Linked DNA regions of Homo sapiens: region 1 is linked to region 2. Evidence: chromatin contacts called from ENCODE Hi-C or POLR2A ChIA-PET data. All regions are on one chromosome and are shown on one strand. Each heading gives the region's core, a stretch centred on a gene start or an enhancer-like site at or near the end of the contact. The rest is flanking DNA. Distances are from core to core; before and after follow the strand shown.

What was found. Hi-C counts contacts between places; a loop is a spot of excess contacts on that map. ChIA-PET counts read pairs that join two places held with the same protein, here RNA polymerase II (POLR2A). Pooled maps may share reads with other maps.
Region 1: a map of mesodermal cell shows a loop between it and region 2 (4-fold over the local background). The contact joins the enhancer-like site here to the promoter of LINC01213 in region 2. A Hi-C loop is called at or near these places in 5 of 168 maps with a recorded cell type or tissue (K562, mammary epithelial cell, mesodermal cell and 2 more) and 2 of 50 pooled maps. POLR2A ChIA-PET finds 5 or more read pairs at or near these places in 1 of 52 experiments (Panc1).

Annotation. Positions count from the first base shown.
Region 1 is chr3:150,517,113-150,522,725 of GRCh38, reverse strand. No RefSeq gene overlaps it. Among named protein-coding and RNA genes, the nearest start is that of SERP1, 27 kb to the left of the region's middle. RefSeq lists enhancers at 1,628-2,128, 2,129-2,629. Within about 2 kb of position 3,550, at least 5 of the 41 ENCODE cell types and tissues checked have a DNase peak (open chromatin) inside an H3K27ac peak, as active enhancers do; they include mammary epithelial cell, where a contact is called at or near this core.
Region 2 is chr3:150,234,838-150,240,725 of GRCh38, reverse strand. It overlaps LINC01213 (long intergenic non-protein coding RNA 1213), which reads right to left and starts at 2,207. Exons shown (of 3, transcript NR_110168.1): 1 at 2,124-2,207; 2 at 1,728-1,791; 3 at 520-846.

The DNA of each region.
Region 1 (5,613 bases), core at 2,301-4,800, 280 kb before region 2:
TAGTGAAAGAAAACAGTATTTTTTCCTCTATCTTTTGCTCAGTTGATAGAGCCAAACTTTGGAGTAGGAGTCAGGGATAAAGCAAAGGAACTATAGTCAGGTACTGTATAGTAATGTTTTGGTCAACATTTGACCACATATATGACGGTGCTCCTATAAAATTATAATGAAATTGAAAAATTCCTATTTCCTAGTGACATCATAGCTGTCATAAGCCATCGTAATGTCATAATGCAATGCTTTAACTTTTCTATGTTTATATATATTTAGATAAACAAATACTTACCATTGTGTTACAATTGCCTGCCACATTCAGTACAGCAACATGCTGTATGGGTTTATAGCCTAGAAGCAATAGGCTATACCATGTAGCCTAAGTGTGTAGTAAGCTATGTTATCTAGGTTTAGTACAGCATAAGATGTTTACATAATGGTGAAATTGTGACGTATTTCTCAGATGTTCCTGTTAAGTGACACCTGACTGCACTTTAACATCATTCTTCCCATTTTCTCCAGAAACTTCTGAGAAACTCTAAGGGGCCATTAAATGAACACTTGATTCTAGCCACTGTCAGGGAGTTACCTATTAGGTGCTTTATCTATTTATGGAAGAATTGGTGATGGGCAGTAGGGGGCTATTGTTGATTTCTGGAATATGCACAGAGTATAAATATTTTAAGGTTCTGGGAACAGAAAATCCATTCTTCATTGACCTATGCCAAACAGCTCCCTGTGAAATGCATTTTGGAAACCACTGCAGAAACTTGAAAGATGAAGTTACATTCAGGATTTTCATCTAGATTTCAAGGTTGGGCCTTATCACTTTTGTTTCTAGGAAGGAAGATTCAGCAGATTTTGCTCCTATATTATCAGAGTTCTGAAAACACTTTGAGGACACCTCTGTATGCCCAGTCCAGGGAACTCTAAAGGCATTAGAGGGATAACATGTTTTGAGATGGGATAAAAGGCAAGAGAGATGACCTCTTCCTCTAGCAGTGGGCGAGCAGCTGGCTCTGCTTTTCACTGATTTTATGGCTTTGTCTGTGAAGGAACAGCAGTGTTCCACAGAGAGGCGCTTGACTGAGACAGTTGCTGTTACTGAGCAGAAGAGAGCCAGGGGGTGCAGTAAGATGTGGAAAGCATTGTTTCCTCTAAATGTGGGAAGAAATGAAAAACTTACAGGGGAGAAAAGACTGTAGTATACTTAAAAAAGAATACTTAAGTAGAATCTGAGGAGTGGATAATAGGTTGAAGGATATGTGCATATTATAATCAGTGTCATGTAGTTCCTGTAAATTAATTTCATAAAGCTTATATGGAAACAAGGTGACTTGGTAACATGGAAATCAATAATAAGTGAGAAGGGCAGGACATAAAATATGTGTACTGATATATACATACTAAAATGGGAAAAGAATATGAAAATATTAGCTTGGTGGATTTTTTTGTGATAGGGTTATGTGGGTGTTTTTTAAAAATGTAAAATATATTTGTTTGTTTGCTTGTTTTGAGACAAGGTCTCTGTTGCCCAGGCTGTAATGCAGTGGTGTGATCAGCTCACTGTAGCCTCTACCTCCCCAGCTCAAGCAATTTTCCCACTTCAGCCTTCGGAGTAGCTGGGACTACAGGTACCAGCCACCACACCTAAGTAATTGTTTAACTTTTTGTAGAGATGGAGTCTTGCTAAATTTCCTAGGCTAAATTGTTTCTATTTTGATTACTGTGTCCATAAAAATAATTTGATAATTTTAAAAAGCGAAACTAAAGAGGAAAAACATGTGTTTGCTTATTGCTGTAATTATTAGTTGCAAGCTTTCACATTTTACCTTTATGTATAACCCTGAAGTGTATTAAATAATATATGGTGTCAAATTACTTAGGTAATGGTAGGAAGCACCTACTATCCTGTGGCAAGATAATTTTTAGACTTGTTATTTGTGTTCTCTCCAAATTTCGGTTCCGTAGGGCTTTCAGGAATGTTGCAAGATTCAAAGAAGAAGCAACCACAATTCAAACGTTCTCCCGACCTCTTGTAAAAGCCGGAGAAGCGAGGAAACCCGGCATTGTTGAGGGTGGGAGAGCGGAGCTGCCAGCTGCTGGTCCCCTGGAGCTGGGGGTGGCGCGGCCGGGGTTTGGGGCGACCCTTTGGAGGAGATCGCCGGTCCCCCAGCGAGGTGTGGAGGATGAGAGCGCCTTAGGACCACCGCGAGCGACCACCCTGAAGAAGTCAGTGGAGGTCGTGACAGACTGCAAGCGAGACCCATTCCATTTCCATCTGTGCTGCAACAGCGGAGAAGGAGAGACGACACACGACCTAGATCACTCCGGGAGGGAGGGTCTGAATTAAGGTGATAGTCCGAGTTTGTGACCTGAGATTCATACTACAAACCCCGCGGAGAACAAGGAAGAGGACCGAGAGCTTTTGTCCCGTGCTTGTGAGCTGAAGCCAGGTGTTTGAAGTGTTTGATCTTCTAGAAAGCCCTTGCCCACCTAAAGTAATTGGGTACAGCTGAGGTTCTCAAACTTGAGCGTGCACCACAATCACCCGAGAGGTAATTAAAACCTGGAGTGCACTTTGGGATGCCGAGGCGGGCGGATCACGAGGTCAGGAGATAAAGACCATCCTTGGCTAACACGGTGAAACCCTGTCTCTACTAAAAATACAAAAAATTAGCCGGGCGTGGGGGCGGGCGCCTGTAGTCCCGGCTACTCGGGAGGCTGAGGTAGGAGAACGGCGTCAACCCGGGAGGCGGAGCTTGCAGTGAGCCGAGATCGCGCCACTGCACTCCAGCCTGGGCAACAGAGCGAGACTCCGTCTCAAAAAAACCCCAAAAACAACAACAACAAAAACACCTGGAGTGCTGGGGACCCCATTCCCAGAGTTTCTGATTCAGTGGGCCTGAGTTGGGGCCCGAGAATGTGCATCTCTAACAGGTTCTCAAGTGAAGCTGATGCTGCAAGTCCCGGAACGGTGCTTCGACAACTGGTGAATGCTATGCTTTTCAGATACTTTGATATCAAACTTTTGCATGGCTGCAGCTACCTAAAGTGGCGTGTCAGTTTTACCAGAGGTTACTTTTCACTTAATATTGGCTTGGTTTATTTTCAGATTTAAGAGTGGAGTGTGTTATTAGTAGATCCATTTACAAGGCTCATTTGGAGGAAGCTGTTCCGGTGCTTTCACTTACTTTATAGATGAACATAATTTTTGGAGATTTCCATGATATAGTTAAAACTATGTCTTGGTCATTTGTGTGACCTCTTTCAGTTTATGAAGTTTTCATCTATGTTACCTGGTTATGGTATTGCTCTTAACGTAAATATTTTAAAATATGTCTTTGTGTCTTTTTAGCAGCACTCCTATGAGGTAGAGCGATTGTTTTGCTTTTATGGTGTTAGTCACAGATCTAGGCTTAACTTCACATTGTTTCCCAGTGAGTATATGTGCAGGTAACATCATAAATGTTATAAAAAGGGTGTGGTTACTGCATAATGAGAGGAAAACCCAGGCAATACAAAGGAGTTTTAATTATATGACTCTCTGAGACTTCAAGTACGTAGGCCTGCCCAGCTTGCTTCCTGGGAACCCTCCTTCCTGATAAGCCTTCAATTGGAAAGAGAAAGAGGCCTCAGCCATAAAGGAAAACCTTTTTAGAGGGGTTCTGAGACCTAAAGGTCCAAGTTCTGGCATTCCCTGAAGCCACAAGGTTTCTCTGCCTCAAGGTTTCTCTGAAATCAGTTAGTGACAATCGAAGGCAGCCATGAAGAGGAAAAGTTAAAAATATGCAGACTATGTGGCCCTGGAGAAGAGGAGAGAAGCATTTTGATCCAGTTTGCTTCAGTTATAGGGAAGCTCCCAAGCTAACTAGATTGGTGGGATAGTACTTTTTATTTTATCTATACAATTTTTGTTATTGTGCTTGAACTTACATAGTAAAGTGAACAAATATTCAGTGTACAACTAAATGAATTCTTTAACATAGATGTATTCACAAACATACATACTCACACTCACTCTTGTACCCACCTTCCAGATTAAGATAATAGAGCATTCCCAAAACCACAAAAGGCTGCCTTATTCCTACTCCCAGCCAATACCCCAAAAGGTAACAGCTGCTGACTCTCTTGCCGTTGAATGGTTTTACCTGTTCCTGAACTTTGTATAAATGGAATCATACAGTATGTACTATTTTGTGTCTGGCTTCTTTCACTCAACACTATGTCTGTTAAATTCATCTACACTGTTGCCTGTAGCAAGAGTTTGTTCTTTTTCACCTCCAACCTGATCACCCCATTTCCCCAGCCCCAGGAAACCATTAATCCACTTTCTCTCTATAGATCTGTCTATTCTGAAAATTTCATATAAATGGAATCACAATATTTTGTCCTTGTGACTGGCTTCTTGGCATGTTTTCAAGGTTCATTCATGTTGTAGACTACATTAGTACCTCATTTCCTTTTATTGCTGAAAAATATTGAGTATACCACATTTTATTTATCCATTCATCAGCTGATGGGCATTTGGGTTGTTTCCACCTTTTGGCAATTGTGAATAATGCCGCAATGGACATTTGTATACAAGTTTTTGTGTGGACAGTGGAAATATGTTTTCATTTCTCTTGGGTATATATGTAAGAGTGAAACTGCTAGATCATGTGGTAACTATATTTAACTGGTTCAGGAGTTGTCAAACCATTTTCCAAAGCATCTGCACCGTTTTACATTCCCACCTGCCAAAGCCAGTCATTAGCATTGTTTCTATAGATATTAAATTAACTAAAAGTATCCCTTATGGGAAACGAAGGGATGGGCTGAATTAAAGGAATAGGTTGGGCTAGTTAACTGCAGCAGGAGCATGTCCTTAAGGCACAGATTGCTCATGCTATTGTTTGTGGCTTAAGAATGCCTTTAAGTGGTTTTCTGCCCTGGGCAGGCCAGGTGTTCCTTGCCCTCATTCCGGTAAACCCACAACCTTCCAGCATGGGCGTTATGGCCATCATGAACATGTCATAGTGCTGCAGAGATTTTGTTTATGGCCAGTTTTGGGGCCAGTTTACAGCCAGATTTTGAGGGGCTTGTTCCCAACACCCACCAGGAGTGTATGAGGATTCCAATTTACCCACATCTTCACCAAAGCTTGTTATCTGTCTTTTTTATTTTAGCCATCCTAGAAGGTGTGAGTGGTATCTTACTGTGGTTTTGGTGTACATTTTCCTGATGGCTAATGCTGTTGAGCATCTTTTTGTTTGCTCATTGGTTATTTGCATATCTTCTTTGGAGAATGTCTCTTTAGATCATTTGCCTGTTTTTAAAAAAATGGGTAGTTTGCCTTTTTATTATTGAATTGTAATAGTTTCTTATATATTCTAGATATAAGTCCCTTATCAAATATACAATTTGTCAAATTTTTATCTCATTCTGTGAATTTTCTCTTCACTTTATTTTTTAACTTTGATTAAATTAATTAATTCATTTAGAGACAGGGTCTTGCTCTGTTGCCCAGGCTGTAGTGCAGTGGCGCAATCATAGCTCATTGCAACCCCAAACTCCTGGGCTCAAGTGATCCTCCTGCCTTAGCCTCCCAAGTAGCTGGAACTACAGGTGTGTACCACC
Region 2 (5,888 bases), core at 958-3,457:
TTCTGCTTTGTTGTTGGCTCAGTACTAGATAACAAAATCACAGATGTGTGAGAGGCATGTGTGCTTGGAGGTGGAAGCTGGGTAAGAAGAGACATTTTAGGCTGGGAGCGGTGGCTCACAGCCGTAATCCCAGCACTGTGGGAGGCCGAGGCAGGCAGATCACCTGAGGTCAGGAGTTTGAGACCAGCCTGGCCAATATGGTGAAACCTCATCTCTACTAAAAATACAAAAATTAGCTGGGCGTGGCAGCGGATGCCTGTAATCCCAGCTACTTGGGAGGCTGAGGCAGGAGAATCACTTGAACCTGGGTGGAGGTTGCAGTGAGCCAAGATCAAGCCATTGCACTCCAGCCTGGCGGACAAGAGCAAAACTCCGTCTCAAAAAAAAAAAAAAAAAAAAAAGAAGAGACATTTTAGAAAATATTGCCATTGAGATAATGTGCCTCTGACATATTACAATTTAAATTCACACTGTAATTTGGCTTATATTCTCTATGAGAGCATTAAAGTTGATTCCTTATTTGAATTGCAATTTCACTTCTTTATTTACTCAGAGATGATCACAGAAGGGTTCCCTAGAATTACTTAATGCTAGAAAAATAGCTCCCAAGAGTCAATCAAATTAACCATCCCTTCCTAACAATATAGAATCCAGCATACTTTGGTTCTCTCATTTGACATTTTGCATGATGACAGTTGCAGAATTTGACTTCTGGGCATTTTGGTTTCTCCCCAATTTAGGAGAATGCCCAGAATGCAGAAACATGAGAAGAATGAACAAAACAAAGATGACTTTATAGGTCTCCTTTGAAGAGCTTTGCATTTCTTCCAATTGCTTTCTCCCAGACTAAAAAAAAAAAAAAATTACCTCAGTAATATATTCTCGGGTAAAAATATAAACAATATAGAAGCAAACTGAGCAGAAAGTGAAAGTCCTTCTTTGCCATCCTCCAATCCCACTTCCCTCCCCAGAAGTTAAGAATCTTTCCAGACCCTTTTTCTATGTGTTTATATATGTGCATGTATATAGATGCACAAAAATACATGACCGCAAGCAAGATGCATATATTTCTTTACATAAATGGGAACGTATACACTATATATATTTTCCTATGACTTGCTTTTTTATTTACTAATATTTCTTGGATATCTCTCTACATATAAAGCTATCTTATTTTTTTTTTAAAACTACATATTATTCCATAATATATATGAATGTACTGCGTTTGTTTAAGCAATGTCTATGGATAGACATTCAGGTTGCATGCAGCTTGGGTTTTCTGATTTGTTTGTTTTGTTGCTATTAGAAACAGTAATCCAAATTTATTCTACCTCCTTTAAGCTGATAAAAACCATCCCTAGATGTGGATTTTCTCTCTCTATTTCTGCAGCAATAAGAGTGCAGATGGGTAGGAAAGGGAGAGAATGCAATTCCTTTTCTTCCTTCTGACCACCTTCTTCCCACCTTCCACCTCCCACTTCCTTCCTGTCCACAATATACAAAAAGAGAGCTCCCTCTACTGGGAATGCCATTGCCTTCCTCCCGCTCACCTGGGTAACTCCTTTCTTCCTGCAAATTGCACCTCACTCCATCTCCCCAAGGTCTCCAGCTCACCACCTGGGAGGTCAAGGGCCTTCCTTCATGTTCTTTTGGCCCTCTCTGTATCCGACATCATATTAAAGTTACCCATCCAGACACCGGCCCCTGAGGGGAGAGAAGGAACTCACCGTGTATCCTCAGCACCTAGCACCCGATCAGCTGCGGCAGGAGCCCAGGGGCATACCTGGTGACCTGAAATGAAGGACCTCCAAGTGAATAGATCTTCACATAGTGTGCACTTGGTTTAGTTACCATTAAATCCATGTTGAAGCCAACAGCATTAAATGATGAATCACCTGGATAACATCGGAGCCTCGGACAAGGTGTGCAGACTAAGAACAGGATTTCAGAAATGTTAAAATAACACACATCAATGCCAGCATTCGCCGGTCCTTTCTATGGCCTTCCCCACACTCATCACATTGGTAGGGATCACTCTGATATTGGCAGCAGGCTTCTGCCAACTGAAAAAGAGCAATACCTGTTCTGCAGGTTCTATTTTTAATTTTTATTAACATTTTTACCTGTGCCCTGCTTGATCTCTCTCAGGCAGGCTGTTCTGATAAAACCAGTTTCGTTATGTCCTTTCCCTGGTGCATTTCTGCCCAGAGGGAAGGCTAAGCACACAGAAGAGCCCGGAGACAGTTCCATCTGGAGTAGCCAGCGGGTCAGACCACAGGGCTAATCCTGAAACTAGACCATCAGGTATCTTGGAGATCAGCTAGTCAGTACTGGAGAAAAGGGTGGCTTGGAAGAGATGGATCTCATTTTATGGAAAGCACAACAAACACTGGTTCCACCCTGCCACCAGCTTGCTGCTCCCTAACTCAACTTGTAGAGAAATTCTGAAGAAAACTGGCAATCAGCCAAAACTTCCCACTCCGGCTTGTACAGCTGAACTCTGATATCCACACAGCCGCCCCAACAGTGAAAGAGAAGGAAGAGGGATGAGGAAAGGAGGTAGTGGAAGGAGCGGTGTGGACTGGTTCTTCTTCCTACCCTTCATTCTACAGAGAAGCACACTGACACCCACAGAGGTGAAGGGTCTGAGCCCCTCACTGTTGAGTTGGCGGCAGCCCTCTGGGAATTCAGCCCTCCTCCGTGCCAGTCTCCATGCTGTTCCTATGCCCTGCATGTTGAATAGGTACAGTAGTTATCGACCACACTTCTGGTATAATCTATGGCTAGGTGAGGGATCTACTAGGCCTTAAATGCCTCCTCCACTTGATTTGCCAATTTCCCATATAAAATAATGGTTTTATTCATTGGTTCTTTTATAAATGCAAATACCCCTGGGAGAGGCAACATAGCCTTAAAGGATTCATTAAATCTTTTCTGCAAAGTAGATGAACCATAGTTCATGACCTGGTCTGGCTGCTCCTACAGCTGTAAACTCCCACTGACCCAGATTCTTCCTGGCAGCCCACAGGAAGATGAGTGTGCGATGACTGGCAGATTAGCTCTTTCAGGTGGAAGACTGCCAGAGAGATGTGCCAGCACTCTCCTTGGCGGCAGAGGGTGGGAGAGCTTGCCTGGGAGTGAGGTGTATCCTCAGGCTCCTAAATCACCTGTGTGTGTCCATGCCCCCTCCTTCTCTCCTTGCGGTGGATTCCTTAGGTCTTTGCCAACTCCAAAAGCAGGGGTGCCTTCAAACCCTGACAGCTGCGCTGATCTGGTGGCTCTACCTTTAATAGCTATTTTAGGTTCCTTCTAAACCTTGTCGAGTCTCCACACTTCTACTTAGTTGGAGGCACCTAGAGTGAAAAACAATGTATATACAGTAGCCCCCATTATCTGCAGGGGTATGCCTGAAACTGCAGATAGTACAGAACTTTATACAGACTATATATTTTCCTATACATACCTATGATAAAGTTTAATTTAAACACTAGGCACAGTAAGAGATTGGCAGCAATAACTATAAAATAGAACGATTATAACAATATACTCTAATAAAATTTATGTGTATGTGGTCTCTCTCTGTTTCTTAAAATATCTTATAATACTGTCCTGCAGGTAACTGAAACCACAGAAAGCAAAACTGTGGATTACGGTGGGGGAACTATCGTACCACGTATACTACAGCAGCTACAAATGCTAGGAAGATTGTTTAAAGAAGCCTGGCCCCCCTCTTCCTCTTCGAGTTCCCTTGTGAGGATGAATAAAGGAAAGTAATGCATCCAAAGCTCACTGAGCTCCTTGGGGAGAGGGGGTATGAATGCCCAGATTCCGTGGTTTTACACCGGGCATTTAATAATACCACTGACAGCTAGACTTTCTCCTCCCTAACAGAATTTGATTGCATGAATCACCCAAAGGTCTTCTTTGCAAGAGAATTTTTTAAAAGTCAATGAAAGTGGAAAACATCATAGTCTTCCAATAATGACTGACAACAGGCAAGGTTCTGCTAAAACTGGGGGAGGGGGTACAATTCCTATGGGACATGGAGAGTTATTCCTCTCTGGAAAGTCTCAGAGACCAGAGAGGTAATGGGAAACACAAAAGCGAGTTTGACTACTGAAATTTAATAAGGCCTGACATTTCTGTGCCTAATCCTCATATATATTCCATTATGGTGATTTTCAAGACAGGCCACCAGAATGAGGCTGTCTTATGCATACAAAAGGGAGGCAGAAGGCAAGGGGAAGGAGGGGCTGTACTCACTATAAAAATAAGAGCAATCACAAATAATCTCAACAAAACTTTTGGAAAAACCAGTACTGATTTCCATTTCTCAAGAAATTCTCCCTTTAAATTATTCTGCCAGGCTCCAGTGAAATCCTAAATCAAGTTTTTTATAGGCTTAAAACACAAAATCCAATGTAAAACTAAACATTTTAAAAATAGGTACATGAAATGACATTATGGAAAACCAGGAGAAAGAAAGTTTGGTAAGTCAACTCTTTCTAAAATATTTCAGCCTGCCTGGATCTCTAGACAAGGAAGGAATTCAGAACCCAGCTGCATAGCTTCTCTCTGTGGCTGGTCAGGCATTCTTCAGTGGCTCTGGTGGCAAAAAAGCTTAAAACTTGCTTCAAAAAAACAAGCAGCTCCCATCCGGGACTGTTAGAACTCTGAAAACCAGGCCTGTGTTCACACTGGCCCAATCAGTGAAAGATTACATGTCTCATATAAGGCTGCAGTACCATCTACCCTTGAATAGAATGAGTAATTTTGTGCTATTTTTGGATGGTGCAGTGCTTTAAAACAAAGTGATAAATTAAAATGGCCTCAGTAATGCAGCAAAAATGTTAAACTGTTTGAAGGCAAATGGAAAATGTGGCCTTAGTATACAAAGAAGGAGCCAGCAGATGGAAAGTTTTGGAGTCTCTCAACTGAGTTAAGAAGAATGGCAGCCAATCAGTCTGGTATTGAATTTTGGAAACTATGCTGTGCCCAGTATTGTGCCTGGGCATGAGGAATTATTAAAGAGAAATTATTATTTTTTTTTTGTTTCTAAGTCCCCAGTTAGATAATTCCTTGAGGGCAGGCACATCATTTGTTTTTCCATAATAAGACCTAGACTTGTGTAGCCAAGTTAACATCCCACCTTCTACACATCAACGGCCTATTTTGGTCACTGCTGGCATCCATCAACTCTTCCCATCCCTCTTCAACTCCAAGCCCAATTTCTCCACTTTACACTTAGCCAAATCCTACATCCCACACATCCTCCAAGGTCCAGCTTACACCTCCTTTCATCTCTTCATGATTTCAGCCTGTGCTGGTTGCTCCCTTCTCTCCTTTCCTATTGCATTCATACCACACAGGGGTTTATATGAGCAGTGGGGAGCAATGGACACCCCAGGAACAGCATGGGCAAAGGCAGATTGGGTGCACCTCAGTGATGCTGAGAAAGGAGAAGAAAGGGACAAAACGGAGGGAGCAAGGAGGAATGTGATAGATTCAGATCTCTCCACTCGTGAGCTCCATAATATTGGGCAAATGATTTTCAAGTCCTGGAGCCTCAGATTTCTCCACTCCCAAAGACTTCCCACAAAGGGTTTTCATGAGTGATCGCCTGTAACATCTGAACCATAAATAAATGAATTTGTGTTAGACTCATCTAACTTAAGTCAAAATGGCACACTGGGATGAAAAGGGTAAGACCATGAGACAGTAATGATCTTCATCACGTTTGGCCCAAAAGGGTGCATCTTAATAGCAAGATTTAATGAGTCCTTACTATGTGCTAGGCACAGTCCAAAGACGTGCTAATCCAATTACTCCTCACAACCATCCTATGAGGTTGGTAGCACTATTATCCTCATTAGTTGGGGAAGCCAGCA